Linked DNA regions of Homo sapiens: region 1 is linked to region 2. Evidence: chromatin contacts called from ENCODE Hi-C or POLR2A ChIA-PET data. All regions are on one chromosome and are shown on one strand. Each heading gives the region's core, a stretch centred on a gene start or an enhancer-like site at or near the end of the contact. The rest is flanking DNA. Distances are from core to core; before and after follow the strand shown. Region 1 overlaps SLC8A1-AS1 (SLC8A1 antisense RNA 1). Region 2 holds the start of SLC8A1-AS1 (SLC8A1 antisense RNA 1).

What was found. Hi-C counts contacts between places; a loop is a spot of excess contacts on that map. ChIA-PET counts read pairs that join two places held with the same protein, here RNA polymerase II (POLR2A). Pooled maps may share reads with other maps.
Region 1: a map of naive thymus-derived CD4-positive, alpha-beta T cell shows a loop between it and region 2 (2.9-fold over the local background). The contact joins the enhancer-like site here to the promoter of SLC8A1-AS1 in region 2. A Hi-C loop is called at or near these places in 1 of 168 maps with a recorded cell type or tissue (naive thymus-derived CD4-positive, alpha-beta T cell) and 8 of 50 pooled maps. POLR2A ChIA-PET finds 5 or more read pairs at or near these places in 2 of 52 experiments (activated CD4-positive, alpha-beta T cell and activated naive CD4-positive, alpha-beta T cell).

What each region holds. Positions count from the first base shown.
Region 1 is chr2:39,993,327-40,000,363 of GRCh38, reverse strand. All of the region lies in intron 2 of SLC8A1-AS1 (SLC8A1 antisense RNA 1), which reads right to left. Among named protein-coding and RNA genes, the nearest start is that of SLC8A1-AS1, 79 kb to the right of the region's middle. Within about 2 kb of position 3,528, at least 2 of the 41 ENCODE cell types and tissues checked have a DNase peak (open chromatin) inside an H3K27ac peak, as active enhancers do.
Region 2 is chr2:39,914,352-39,920,771 of GRCh38, reverse strand. It overlaps SLC8A1-AS1 (SLC8A1 antisense RNA 1), which reads right to left and starts at 3,138. Exons shown (of 5, transcript NR_038441.1): 1 at 3,113-3,138. RefSeq lists an enhancer at 1-271.

The DNA.
Region 1 (7,037 bases), core at 2,279-4,778, 79 kb before region 2:
AAAGAAAGAAGTAGTGGGGTGGGGAGATGAGGGATAGGTCAAGAAAAGTAGGAGATAAATCTTTAAAAAGCCAGGCTGAGAAATCCCTTAAGGAATAAATAACCAGGTAAATATCCAAGTAAAATCAGAGTGGGGAATGAGAAAACAGAATTCACAGGGATGCCACAGGGGAAGGGAAGGATGAGAATTCTAGCAAAACCAACAAGCAAATGCATGAGAACAAAATGCTTCCCTGGTAAATGGGACCACAGGTGGGCACCGTGATAAGTATGATTTACAGAGATCCCTTGGATAGAAGCATGTCATCACTACAGCCAATTTGAAGCTCCAGGAAAAGCGTGATTGCTGTTTTGTGGGTGTCTAAGGAAAATCACTTTATGATTACACTGAGATGACAGGACAAATACATACAAATTCTTCCAGAGCATATACTCCTGCTGCCTCCTAGTTTAAGATAAGGGAAAGAGGGGGTAACACAGAAAAAAGCACGTCAATTTCGGTAGGTTCCTGTGCAGGACAAATACAGACAAATTGTACCAGGACGTTCACTTCTGCTGCCTCCTAATTTAAGAGAAAAGAAATGAGGTAACCAGGGGAAAAACGTGTGTCAATTTCAGTAGATTCCTATGCAGTAGTGAACAGGAGAAACATCGGGGAGAGGGGGCATGAAGATTCTATTCACTTTCAGGACTCTAAATATCAAAACATTAGGCCCTTCTAGTCCAGAGAACACAATGCATGTTCATCGGGGAGATTTCCGGATGAAATTTGCTGCTAACACAAATCAACCTTGCCAAACCAGAACTGATCAGGTTTAATCAAAACATCAAGGAGCTCTTGGGAAGCAGCACATTGGGATTTCCACTTTCCAGCACACCATGGAAAGACCTGCCTAGTGCCGAGTCGCAAAGAAATGGCTGAAGGGCCTGCCTCACCTTCAATAATATTGATTCTTTACCTGATCTCTTCCCTTACCCAACATATTCAGCTGCTCAGATACAGAAACTCTTCAACAGCCAGGAAGCTGATGCTTGCTCACGACAGAATGGAGGGAAACTTGATGAGCTTGACTTCCAAAGACTCAGGACATCCCTATACTAAAAGGGCTTCCTGCTTCTCCTGGCCTCAATCACAAAAGGAAAAAATTGATGATTTCTTAAAACACTGAGAACTATACCAGGCTATGCTAATATCATAGGTATGCTTTCCTAGCAAAGATAGTTTGGTCCTGAACAAGAAGAGCAGAACAAATCCCAAGATGGACATGCAAGAGTGAAGACCCAGCTCGAATAAGGGCAGAAGCAGTGAGTGAAGGGTCTAGCTAGAAGAGCAATGAGAAATGGCAAATGGGTAACATGAGCAATAGAGGGTAGGGGGGCAGTGGGGCTGGCAAAGCTGTACCTGTCCATGGAGCTCATGATGGGAGCAGGCTAAGAGAGGAGGCATCCATGTGGGAATAGGCATGGGACTGGCAGCAGAGGACAGAATGTGTAAAGGAGAGAAAAACAAACTGTGCCTCTGCAGTCCTACCTTGTAGCATAAATATGGCTGCTTGTGTGATAGGGCACAATAAAACTGTCTTCTTTACTTGACTTAGTGTGAAACATCACAAAGAGCTGCAGCTTGGCTATATTTTATTTAAAAGAAAAAAAAGTTTTGGAGGCACAAGCCTTGGTTCGGGGTAAGAAAACATGTTCTGAAGATGCGAGTGGCTTCTGTCAGCCAAAGGGTAACAGATGTAGAATTTATTCCTACATGCCAGCTTTCTAACTGTCTTCATCAATAATCCTACATATTCCTCAAATGCCCACACAGAGCAGAGTTCAGTGAGAAGACAATACATACCTTTTTTATACTCAATTAGATCTCAAAATATTAAAATTATATTAAATGGCAAATCTCTTTAAGTCTTGCTGAAAGATAAATGCTCACAAGAATAAAAAGATGAAAGCAAACCCAAAAAGTCTTTTGCTTTATCTTGAGCTGCTTGGTTACTCGCATTTTAAATCCTCATCACTGAGTATTTTAAGTATTATAGAATTGAGCAGCCTAAAATCTTTTATTGAATTATCACTCTTAAACAAAACACAAATCTTCAGGCACATTTTCCCATACTTAAGAAAACGCATTTGGCAACAAAAATTAAATGTAACAAATGTTTACAATGCCATGTAATTTAGCATTTGAGCCGGGAAGGAAGGGTGGCTCAAATGATCATATTTCTCCAAACCCATGGCTGCTCCTGTGCCCGGACAAGCTTAGAAATGCCCAAGGTGTCTGTATCCAGTTCTGACAAACCAGCCGGAAGAGCCCCAAGTACTACAAGTAAAGAATAGGGGGAAATAGACGCCACAGAGTTCAGGATATGTCTCTCTCCTACTCCATCCCCTCCCCTTCTTAATCCACAAACCGAAGATGAAAATGAGTAAGGAGAGTGAAGAGAATAAAAGGACAACCACAGTGAACCTAGGAAAAGACAGAAAGGCCACGTCCATTCAGTGATAGAAAAAGTTCTGCTGAAACACCTGAACACTCCACCCATTTCCAGGTGTCACTGAAATGACAGAGACTTTGCCTAGAGAGGGAAAGAAATTGTTCCCACATCTCTTTCACTGTGGAAAGATAAGTCACAATGTGTGATACTTGGTGTTACAGTTCAGGACTGCCAGGCCACTCTGGAATGAGGTCTAATGGTATCAGTCAAGCAGCTATTGAGTAAATATTCCTGATGTCTGCTTCCTTGCAAGACATTTTAAATAAAAATACAAATTATTTTCTTGTTGCAAACAAAGCATGGCAAATCAAACCACCCAAATGTTTTTTTCTATGCTAATATGGTCATAACCATGTTTTAGAAGAAAAACTAGCAAGTACCCATCATGATTGGGTTTCAACAATAAAAAGATTCAGAGATATATTTTGCTTTGCTTTTTATAACGCTCATTTAATGGTTCTTTGTCAACTTTTGAAGCTTGAATGAGACAGTAGTCCTTGGAGGGAAGATGTGCAGAGTATTTATTTGGCACCCATTGTATAAATAGTCCTATACAGTAATTCCCCCTTATCCTTGGACAGTACCTTCCAAAACCCTCAGTGGATGCCCAAAACCTTACATAGTACCAAACTGTATAGGTTCTATGCTTTTCCTGTACATACATACCTATGATAATAGTTTAATTTTAGGTACGGCATAAGAGATTAATAACAATAACCAATAACAAAATAAAACAATTATAACAATATGCCAGAATCACTCCTCTTGTACTTTGGAGCCATTAATAAAATAAGGATTACTTGAACACAAGCACTGCATTCTCCCAACAGTTGATCTTATCAAGATGGCTACTAAGTGACTAAGGGGGAGGTAGTATATAGAAGTAACTAGACAAAGGGATGATTCACATCCTGGGGGGAAGGGAGTGGAATTGTAAGACATTTCATCATGCTACTCAGACAGGTGCACAACTTACAACTTATGAATTGTTTCTTTCTGGAACTTTCCATTTAATATTTTCAGACTGTGGTTGACTGCAAGTAGCTAAAACCATGGAAAGGGTAAACCACTGTGCTAAGTGTTCGACCTCTGTTACATCATTTAATCTTCACAACTAGCCTCCAAATAAATGATTATTGTGACTCACCTTTTAGAGCTGAAGAAGCAGGGCTCAGAAGGACTGAATAATATGCCTAAAGACACAGAGCTAGTAAGTACCATCTGTGAGGTTTAAATGTTCTCTACTGCTTCTAAGTGTATCTTGGGAAAAACTGGTCTCCTGTGAGTGTCCTCCAGCAAACCTACCAGCTAGCAACTATCTGTCATGTCTATTATTAAAAATGAAATATATTTGCTAATTTTTGGCAGAATTTGATTGATTACTTATATATAACCAGATGGGAATCATTAAGACCAGGATAATTTTTCCATTAGTTCTGGTAAGACATTATTTGGAAGAAAGCAGGAGAGGAGCAAGTAGATCTGGAGTGGGAGGAGTGAAGAATCCAGTTACACCCATCCCCTTCATAAAATACATCATTTCAAGATTATTTTCAAAGCTGATTTTCTTGTCAGTGTGGATGAGGTTTAAAGTTTGGCTTAGACTGAGACTTGGAGGCAAGTAATTTAGAAAGTAGAGTTGAAAAGACTGTTGAGCTGAAAAAGCAATATAAATTATAGCTAGTACTTACAGTCCTACCTGGCTGCTTTTGACATATTTATAATTTTCCTCAGCTATTCTACAAGACAGTTATTACCCAGAACTTACAAATGAAGAAACTGAGGTTTATAAAGTTCAGATAACATTTCCAGGGTCACACATCCAGAGAGTAAGACAGTCATGCCAATCTGATATCTAAAGACTTTTTCCTTCAGATATATTAGAGGGTCTCTCACAACATCTTTGCTCAGTTCTGAAACAATGAACAACTTTAAGCCAATGGCCTCTCTTTTCCTCACTTTGTTCATTTATAAAATAAAGGTAGTGCACTAAGTAATTTTTCAGTTTCCTCTCTGCTTCAAATCTTCATGACACCATATGAATTCCGCAAAGACCACACTATCAAATATACCATGCAACAGTGGCTCCCTAAGATTTATAGAAGACTTTGAAATCCTAAACCACGAAACCCCATTTAAAATTCCTTTGATTAAACACTGTTAGCAATCACCCTTAATGGGCAATTACAAAAACTGAATCTGGAGGGCAACAAATTGTCATGGCCCTTTCTAAGTTTGGGTGTAGTAAACAAAAAAAAAAACAGATGTTCCTCAAAGAATCTAAGTACAGTCATGTAATCACAGAGTAATCTTTGAGGGTGGTACCTGCAGAGAACTATAGCTGTCACAGTTCTGATACTATCTTAGCTATGCTTTGGGTTAAGTTTTCCTTTCGATGATACTTCTTCCTTATGTAGACATGAGTATCTGAAAGCCGAAACAATACAGCTGGGATTCTCAACAAAATTCCAGGTTCCAATAATCTAGTCCATGATTATTTGGACTAGATACCATGTTAGTGGTTTTGGTTTTAAAAGAGGCAAAATAGTTTTGCTGTAAGCATGAAATATTTCTAGGAATATAAATAGTCAAACAGAAGTTTAAGTCAAACAGGTTTCAGTCCTACTCCACCACAAACAGGATATGTGACAGTGAGTTAGATAGAGAGCCTACTGACCCCACAGGAGCCTCAACTCTTCATTGGTAAAACGGGTATATATTTACCTTACAGGCTGTTGTGAGAAACAAGTGAGATAAAATATGGCTAAGCCACCATCATATCATACCTGGATTCCTAACTGGTGTCTCTGCTTCAACTCTAAGTCCTACAGACTTTTCTCAGCAGCCCAAGAGATGCTGATAGAAATCGTCATTTCACTTGCAAAGCCCTCCATGATCTGCAGACCCGCATTCTCTCTCTACTCTTTCTATCTCCTACTTCTCTAACGGGGTCTTTGGTCACTCTCCTTATCTTTCTTATTTTTCTATTTTTTAAAGATAAAAGTTATGTATTTATTGTGCACGACATTATATTTTTAAGTATATATACACTGTGGAATGGTTAAGTCTGGATAATTAATATATGCATTATCTCACAGTTATTTTTGTGGCGAGAGCACGTAACATCCACTCTGTTCGCGTTTTTCAAGAATACAGTCATGCGTTGCTTAATGATGGGAATACATTCTGAGAAATGCATCATTAGGTGATTTTTGTTCTTGTATAAACATTATAGAGTAGACATACATAGACCTGATGGTATAGCCTGCTACACACCTAGGCCATACAGTAGAGGCTATTGCTCCTAGGCTACCTCTACAGCATGTTACTCTACAGAATACTGCAGGCAACTGGAACACAATAGTAAGTATTTGTGAATCTAAGGATATCTAAACATAGAAAAGGTACAGTAAAAATAGGGTATAAAAGATAAAAAGTGGTACACCTATACATTGCACTTACAATGAATGGAGCTTGCTGGACTAAAAGTTGCTCTGGGTGAGTCAATGAGTGAGTAATGTATGAATGTGAAGGCCTGGCACATTCCCATTCAGTACTGTAGACCTTATAAACACTGTACACTTAGGCTACACTGGATTCATTTAAAACATTTCTTCAATAATACATTAACCATAGCTTACTCTAATTTCTTTATAAACTTTTTAAATTTTAAAAAAATGTTTTCAGTTTTCCATAACACAGTTCAAAACAAACACATTAGCTGTACAAAAATATTTTCTTTATATTCTTATTCTATAATAATTTTTTCTATGATTTTTTTTTTACTTTTTAAACTTTTTGTTAAAAACACACAAACATACACATTAGCCTAAGCCTACATGGGATCAGGATTATTATCATCACTGTCTTCTACCTCCAAATCTTGCCCTACTGGAAAAGGACGATAGGAATTTTTCAGCTCTATTATAATCTTATTGGATCATCATTCTATATTCAATCTATCATTGACTAAAATGTCATTATGCAGGACAGTACAATATATTGTCATTAGCTGTAGTCACCATGCTATAAAGTAGGTCTCTAATTTATTCCTCCTATCTAACTGTAATTTTATATCCTTTGACCAACATCTCCACATCCCTGTCTCCCCAACCACTCCAGCCTGTGGTGACCGCCATTCTATTTTCTACTTCTCTGTGATCAACTTTTTTAGATTCCACATTCGAATGACATCATATGGTATTTGTTCTTCCATGCCTGGCTTACTTAACATAATGTCTTACAGGTTCATCCATGTTGTCACAAATGACAGGACTTCCTTCTTTTTTATATGTATCTTGGCTATTGTGAATAGTGCTGCAATAAACATGGGAGGGCAGGATATCTCTTCAACATACTGATTTCATCTCTTTTGGATATATACCCAGTAGTAGGATTGCTGGATCCACTCTCCATCTTGAACATTTTCAGCCACACTGGCCTCCCCGCAGGCTCTTGAGCACACCAGGCATGCTCCTACCTTAACATCCTTGAACTTGCTCCTCTCTGCTTGGAATTCTCCTTTCCCTTAGTATTTATCTCC
Region 2 (6,420 bases), core at 1,889-4,388:
TAAGCAGAATACTATTTTGAGAGCCCAACCCCCACCCACCTGCATCCTGCCCCGGGGCTCAACAGCCCTTGCATCTCCACATCTTTGGGGCCCCCTGACATCCTCCACCCGCAGCCTTACTAGCTGCTGCCATCAGGCCTGAAGCATGAGCCACAGGCAGCAATCCATCACTCCTGGCAGTGGGGCTGACACACATTTGCACACACCCTGAGGACAGATTCTTACCTACAGCCACCACCGTTGCTGGCTGCTGCCACTGGGCTGAAAAGCAAGCCGTGGGCAACAACCCTGCCAGCCCCAGCAATGGTGCTGCTGTGCGTTTACATATGAACTGAGGACAAGCTCCCACACCCACAGCCCCACCTGTGGCCAAAACACAAGCTCCTCAACTGCCTGCCTACAGCTGCTGCCACTGACAGCAACCTCACTTTCCCATCAGCAGGGCTGCAGCCACTTGCATGCACACTGGGACAGGCTTCCCCATCCACCACTGCCACTATCACCTGAGCACTACACTGGGGGGTTGGCGATCACCCAGCTCTGCCCGCCACAGCCCTTGCCCATATGCGCCACTGGGAGCCCCAAAGACAGACCCATCCAGCCTGGCTCCATGCCCCCTAGTGCTCAAGCATGCTGTTCAGTGGACTGGGGATTGCCCCACCCCATCCACTACTGTTGGCACCTGAGTACTCTTAACAAGGGCCTAAGGATAGACCCACCCAGCCTGCGGCTATCATCACAGCTGGAACCCACCTGTATGCACCACCTGTGGGCCTGGGGACTGGCCCACCCAGCACATCACAGCCCCCACCAACACCAGTACAGACAGCTGGGGAGGCAGAGGGTTTTCCTGCCACTACTACTGCCATCACTCATACCATGCCTGCTGTCCAGGGTCCCAAGGGCCCACCAGCCTGCCTGGCCCCTTGCTGCTGCTGCTGCTGTCTTCACCTGAGTAAGCCATCTGGAGGCCCAAGAATCAGCCTACCTGGAACCACTTGGTGCTGGCACGTGCACTGCCCTGTTGCCCAAGGACAGGCATGTTCCACCTACTACTGTCATCACTGCAGATGAGGACTGACACAGCTGGTGTCTTCATCCCCAGCAAATCTTCACCACAGCCTCTACTAATGACTGCACCCTAAACCACTAAGGAAATCAGACACCACTGACACTGTTTACAAGCAAAGAAATTATACAGAGACTAGACCATTGCATGCACCCAGAATCAAAGCCAAAGTGCCCTAACCAACCAACACCATAGATACATCTTCAGGAGAAGTCCTCCCAAGAAAGCAAATCCAAAAAATTAGAAGAAGCCGCTGTTACTCCAGATGCACCAGATATCAATGTGAGGACACAAAAATCATAAGAAAATATGACACCTCCAAAGAAATACAATAATTATCTAGCAACAGATTACAATGAAAAAAACTTACAAAAATCCTGGAAAAATAATTCAAGATAATTAAAGAAGCTCAATGAGATACAAGAGAACACAGGTAAATAATACAAAGAAATCAGAAAAACAGTTTAGGATATGAATGAGAAATTTACCAAAGAGATATCATAAAAAATAATCAAACAGAAATTCTGGAAATGAATAATTCAATGACCTAACAGACATTTATAGAACATTTCATCCAACAGCTGCAGAATACACATTCTTCTTACCAACACATGGAACATTCTCCAGGATAGACCATATGTTAGGCCACAAAACAAGCCTCAACAAATTTTTAAAAATGGAAGTCACATCAAGTATCTTTTCAGACCACAATGGAATAAAGCTAAAAGCAATAACAAGAGAAACTTTGGAAACTGCAAATACATGAAAATTAAACAACATGCTCCAGTATGACCACTGGATCAATGAAGAAATTGAGCAAATCAAAAAATATCTTGAAATACAGTATACCAAGACCTATGGGATATAGATGGAAGTACACAGCACTAAATGCCTACATCAAAAAAGTAGAAAGATTTCAAATATGCCATCTAACAATGCACTTCAAGGAACTAAAAGAGAAAGAAAAACCAAACACACAAGTAGAAGGAAATAAATTTTAAAATTAGAACAGAACTAAACAAAAGAGACCAAAAACAATATAAAAAAATCAATAAAATGAAAAGTTGGTTTTTTGACAAGATAAACAAAATCAATAGCTAGACCAACCAAGGAAAAAACTAGAGAAAACCCAAACAATCAGAAATGAAAAAGGAAACATTACAATTGGTACTACAGAAACAACAAAGATCAGAGACAATTATAAACAACTATATGCCAACAAAGGTGGAAAACCTAGAGGAAATGAACAAATTTTTGGACACATACAACCTACCAAGATTGAATCAGGAATAGAATACCTATACAGAGTAAGGAGCAAAGAGTTTGAATCAGTAGCAAAGTCTCCCAACACAGAAAAGCCCAGGACTAGATGGCTTCACTGCCAAATTCTACCCAACTTGCAAACAACACCAATTCTTCTCAAACTATCTTAAATTGAGAAGGAGGGAATTCTTCCCAACTCATTCTACAAGGCCAGCATTATCCTGATACCAAAACCAGACAAAGACACAACAACAACAAAGAAAACTACAGACCAATATCCCTGATAAGCATAGATACAAAATTCCTCAAAAAAATACTAGCAAACCAAATCCAACAGCACATCAAAAAGATGAAACACCACAATCAGGTAAGATTTATCCCAGGGATGCAAAGATGGTTCAACACGCACAAATCAATAAATGTGATACATCACATCAACAGAATGAAGGACAAAAACCATATGCTCTTCTCAATAGATTTTTAAAAAGCATCTGATAAAATTCAGCATTTCCTCATGATAAAACCTCTCAACAAAGTAGGCACAGAAGAGAACTTACCTCAACATAACAAAGGCTGTATATGACAAACCCACAGTAAACATGATATTGAGTGGGGAAAAGCTGACATTCTTTCCCCTAAGAACTAGAAAGAGTTCCTAGGGGAAAGAGTTTCACTTTCACCACTAGAATTTTACTTAATGTATTAGTGCATTCTCACACTGCTATAAAGAACTGCCTGAGACTGGGTAATTTATAAAGAAAAGAGGTTTAATTGACTCACAGTTCTGCATTGCTGGGGAGGCCTCAGGAAACTTAACAATCATGGCATAAGGAAAAGGAGAAGCACACAACTTTGTAGGGAGGAAGGTCAGAGTGAGCACAAGCAGGGGAAATGCCAGATGCTTATGAAACCATCAGATCTCATGAGAACTCACTATCATGAGAATAGCATGGAGGAAGCTGCCCCCAAGATCCCATTACCTCTACCTGGTCCTGCGCTTGACATGTAGGGATTATGGAGATTACAATTCCAGGTGAGATTTGGGTGGGAACATACAGCCAAACCATATCACATAATATTAGAAGTCCTAGCCAGACCAATCAGGTAAGAGAAATAAAAGGCATTCAAATTGGAACAGAGGAAGTCAAGTTGCTCTCTTTGCAAATAACTTAATCTTATATCTAGAAAAAACTAAAAACTCCATTAAAAACCCTCAATTTGATATATACATTCAGTGAAGTTGCAAGAAACAAAATCAACATGCAAAAATCATAGCATTTCTATACATGATTAGTGACCTAGCTGATGAAGCAATCAAGAAAACAATCCCATTTACAACAGCTATAGAAGTAAAATATAATACCTACGAATCGATTTAACCAAAAAGGTGAAAGACTTCTATAAGGAAAAGTACAAAACACTGATGAAAAAAGTTGAACACAAATAAATGGAAAGACATCCCATGCTCATGCGTCAGAAGAATATTGTTAAAATAACCATACTACCAAAAGCAATCTACAGATCCAATGCAATCCCTATCAAAATACTAATGTCATTTTTCACAGAAATAGAAAAAACAATCCAAAAATTTATATGGAAGCTGAAAAGAGCCAGAATAGCCAAAGCAATCCTGAGTAGAAAGAACAAAGCTGGAGGCATCACACCACCTGACTTCAAAATATGTTACAAGACTCTAGTAACCAAAATTGCATGGTACTAGTATAAAAACAGACACATAGGCCAGTGGAAAGAAACAGAGGCCCCATACATAAATTCACATAGTTACAACAAACTGATTTTTTTTTATAAAGGTGCCAAGAACATATTGGGAAAAGGACACTCTCTTCAATAAATACTGCTGGGAAAACTGAATATCAACATGCAGAAGAATGAAACCCGATCCCTATCTCACCATATGTAAAAATCAAGTGAAGATGGATTAAAGGTAAATGTAAAACCCAAAACTATAAATCTATTAGAAGAAAACATAGTGGGACCAGGTGCAGTGGCTCATGCCTGTAATCCCAGTACTTTGGGAGGCCAAGGCAGGAGGATCACCTGAGTTCAGGAGTTCAAGACCAGCCTGGCCAACATGCCGAAACCATCTCTACTAAAAATTCAAAAAAAAATTAGCCAGGCATGGTGGCATGCATCTGTAATCCCACCTACTCAGGAGGCTGAGGCAAGAGAATAGCTTGAACCCAGTAGGTGGAGGTTGCAGTGAGCGGAGATTCCATCACTGCCCTCCAGCCTGGGCTACAGAGTGAGACTCCAGCTCAAAAAAAAAACAAAAACAAAGCAAGAAAGCAACCAAGGAAGGAAGGAAGGAGGAGAGGAAATAAGGAAGGAAAACATGGTAACATTGGTCTAGGTTAAGATTTTATTATGGCTCAGACCTCAAAAGCACAGGGAACAGAAACAAAATAGACAAGTGGGACTTTATTAAATTGAAAAGCAGCTCAGCACTTTGGGAGGTTGAGGAGGGAGGATCACTTGAACCCAGGAGTTGGAGGCTGCAGTGAACTACATTCATGCGACTGCACTCCAGCCTGGGTAACAGAGCAAGACTGTCTCTAAAAAATAAATAAACTGGAAAACTTCTGCATACACTAGAAATCAATAGAGTGAACAGACATCTGTTGAATGGGAGAAAATATTTGCAAATTATTCATCTGACAAGGGACTTAGTAATCAGTAGACATTAAAGTAAACTCAACAGCAAAACAAATAATCTCATAAAAAAGTGAGTAAATGTCATAGACATTTCTCAAAAGAAGACATACAACAGGTAAATGGGTCAACAGGTATATGAAAAAATACTCAACATCACTAATCATCAGGTAGATGAAATCAAAACCACAATGAAATATCATCTTACCCCAGTTAGAAGTACTATTAGAAACAAGGCAAAAAAAATAGCAGTTGCCGGTGAAGATGTGGAGAAAAGGGAACTCTTAGACACTATTAGTAGGAACGTAAATTAGTACAGCCACTATAAAAAAAAAATGAAGATTTCTCCAAAAAAGTAAAAATGGAACTATCTTATGATCCAGCAATACCACTACTGGCTATTTAGCCAAAGGAAAGGAAATCATTATTTCAAAGGGATACCTGTGGCCCCCGTGTTTATTGCAGCACCATTCACAATAGCAAAGCTATGAAATCAACTTAAGTATTATCAGATGAATGGATAAAGAAAATGTGGTATATATATATACACAATGGAGTACCACTGGGCCATTAGAAAGAATGAAATCATGTCATTTGCAGCAACATGGATGGAAGTGGACATAATTACGTTAAGTGAAATAAGCCAGGCACAGAAAGACAAATATCCCATGTTCTCATGTAGGAGCTTTAAAAAGTTGATCTCATGGAGGTAGAGTACAATGATAGATAGCAGATCCTGGGAAGGATCTGTGTTGGGGATAGGGGAAAGAAGAGAGGTTAGTTAATGGGTACAAACATACAGGTAAAAGGAAAAAGTTATATTCAACAGCAGAGTAGAGTGACTATAGTTAACAACATACGGTATATTTCAAAATAGCTAGAAGCGAGGACTTGAAATGTTCCCAACACATAGAAATGATAAATATTTGGGGTGATGGATATCCTAATACCCTGGTTTGATCATTACAACACTCTGCATGTAACAAAATATCACATGAATCTCAAAACATACAAATATTATCTATCAAAAAAATTCTAAAAATGCAAAAAAGAACATAAAGCGATTAAGAACATACTATGTTTGTAGTACAGCTACCAGGCCAGGTGGAGAACTGTGAGTTCCAAGACAAGCTCATTGTTTGCTGCCTGCTGTGGTCTGAATGTTAGTGCCTCTCACAGATTAATATTTTGAACAACAAAAATACTTCTTTCTTGGATAAAACAACCTCTTTTAAATATCTTGTTCTGTATACGGACCTACTACTGTAGTCTGGTGGTTTTGTAGTTACTGCTAGTAGCAATGTGGTGGATGAGGGGCTAAGTTAAAAAAAAAAAAAAAAAGTGTCATACACCTAGGAAGTCCCTGCTAAGCACTGGAAACCACTCAGTCAATGATGAGTTAGACAAAACACAACCAG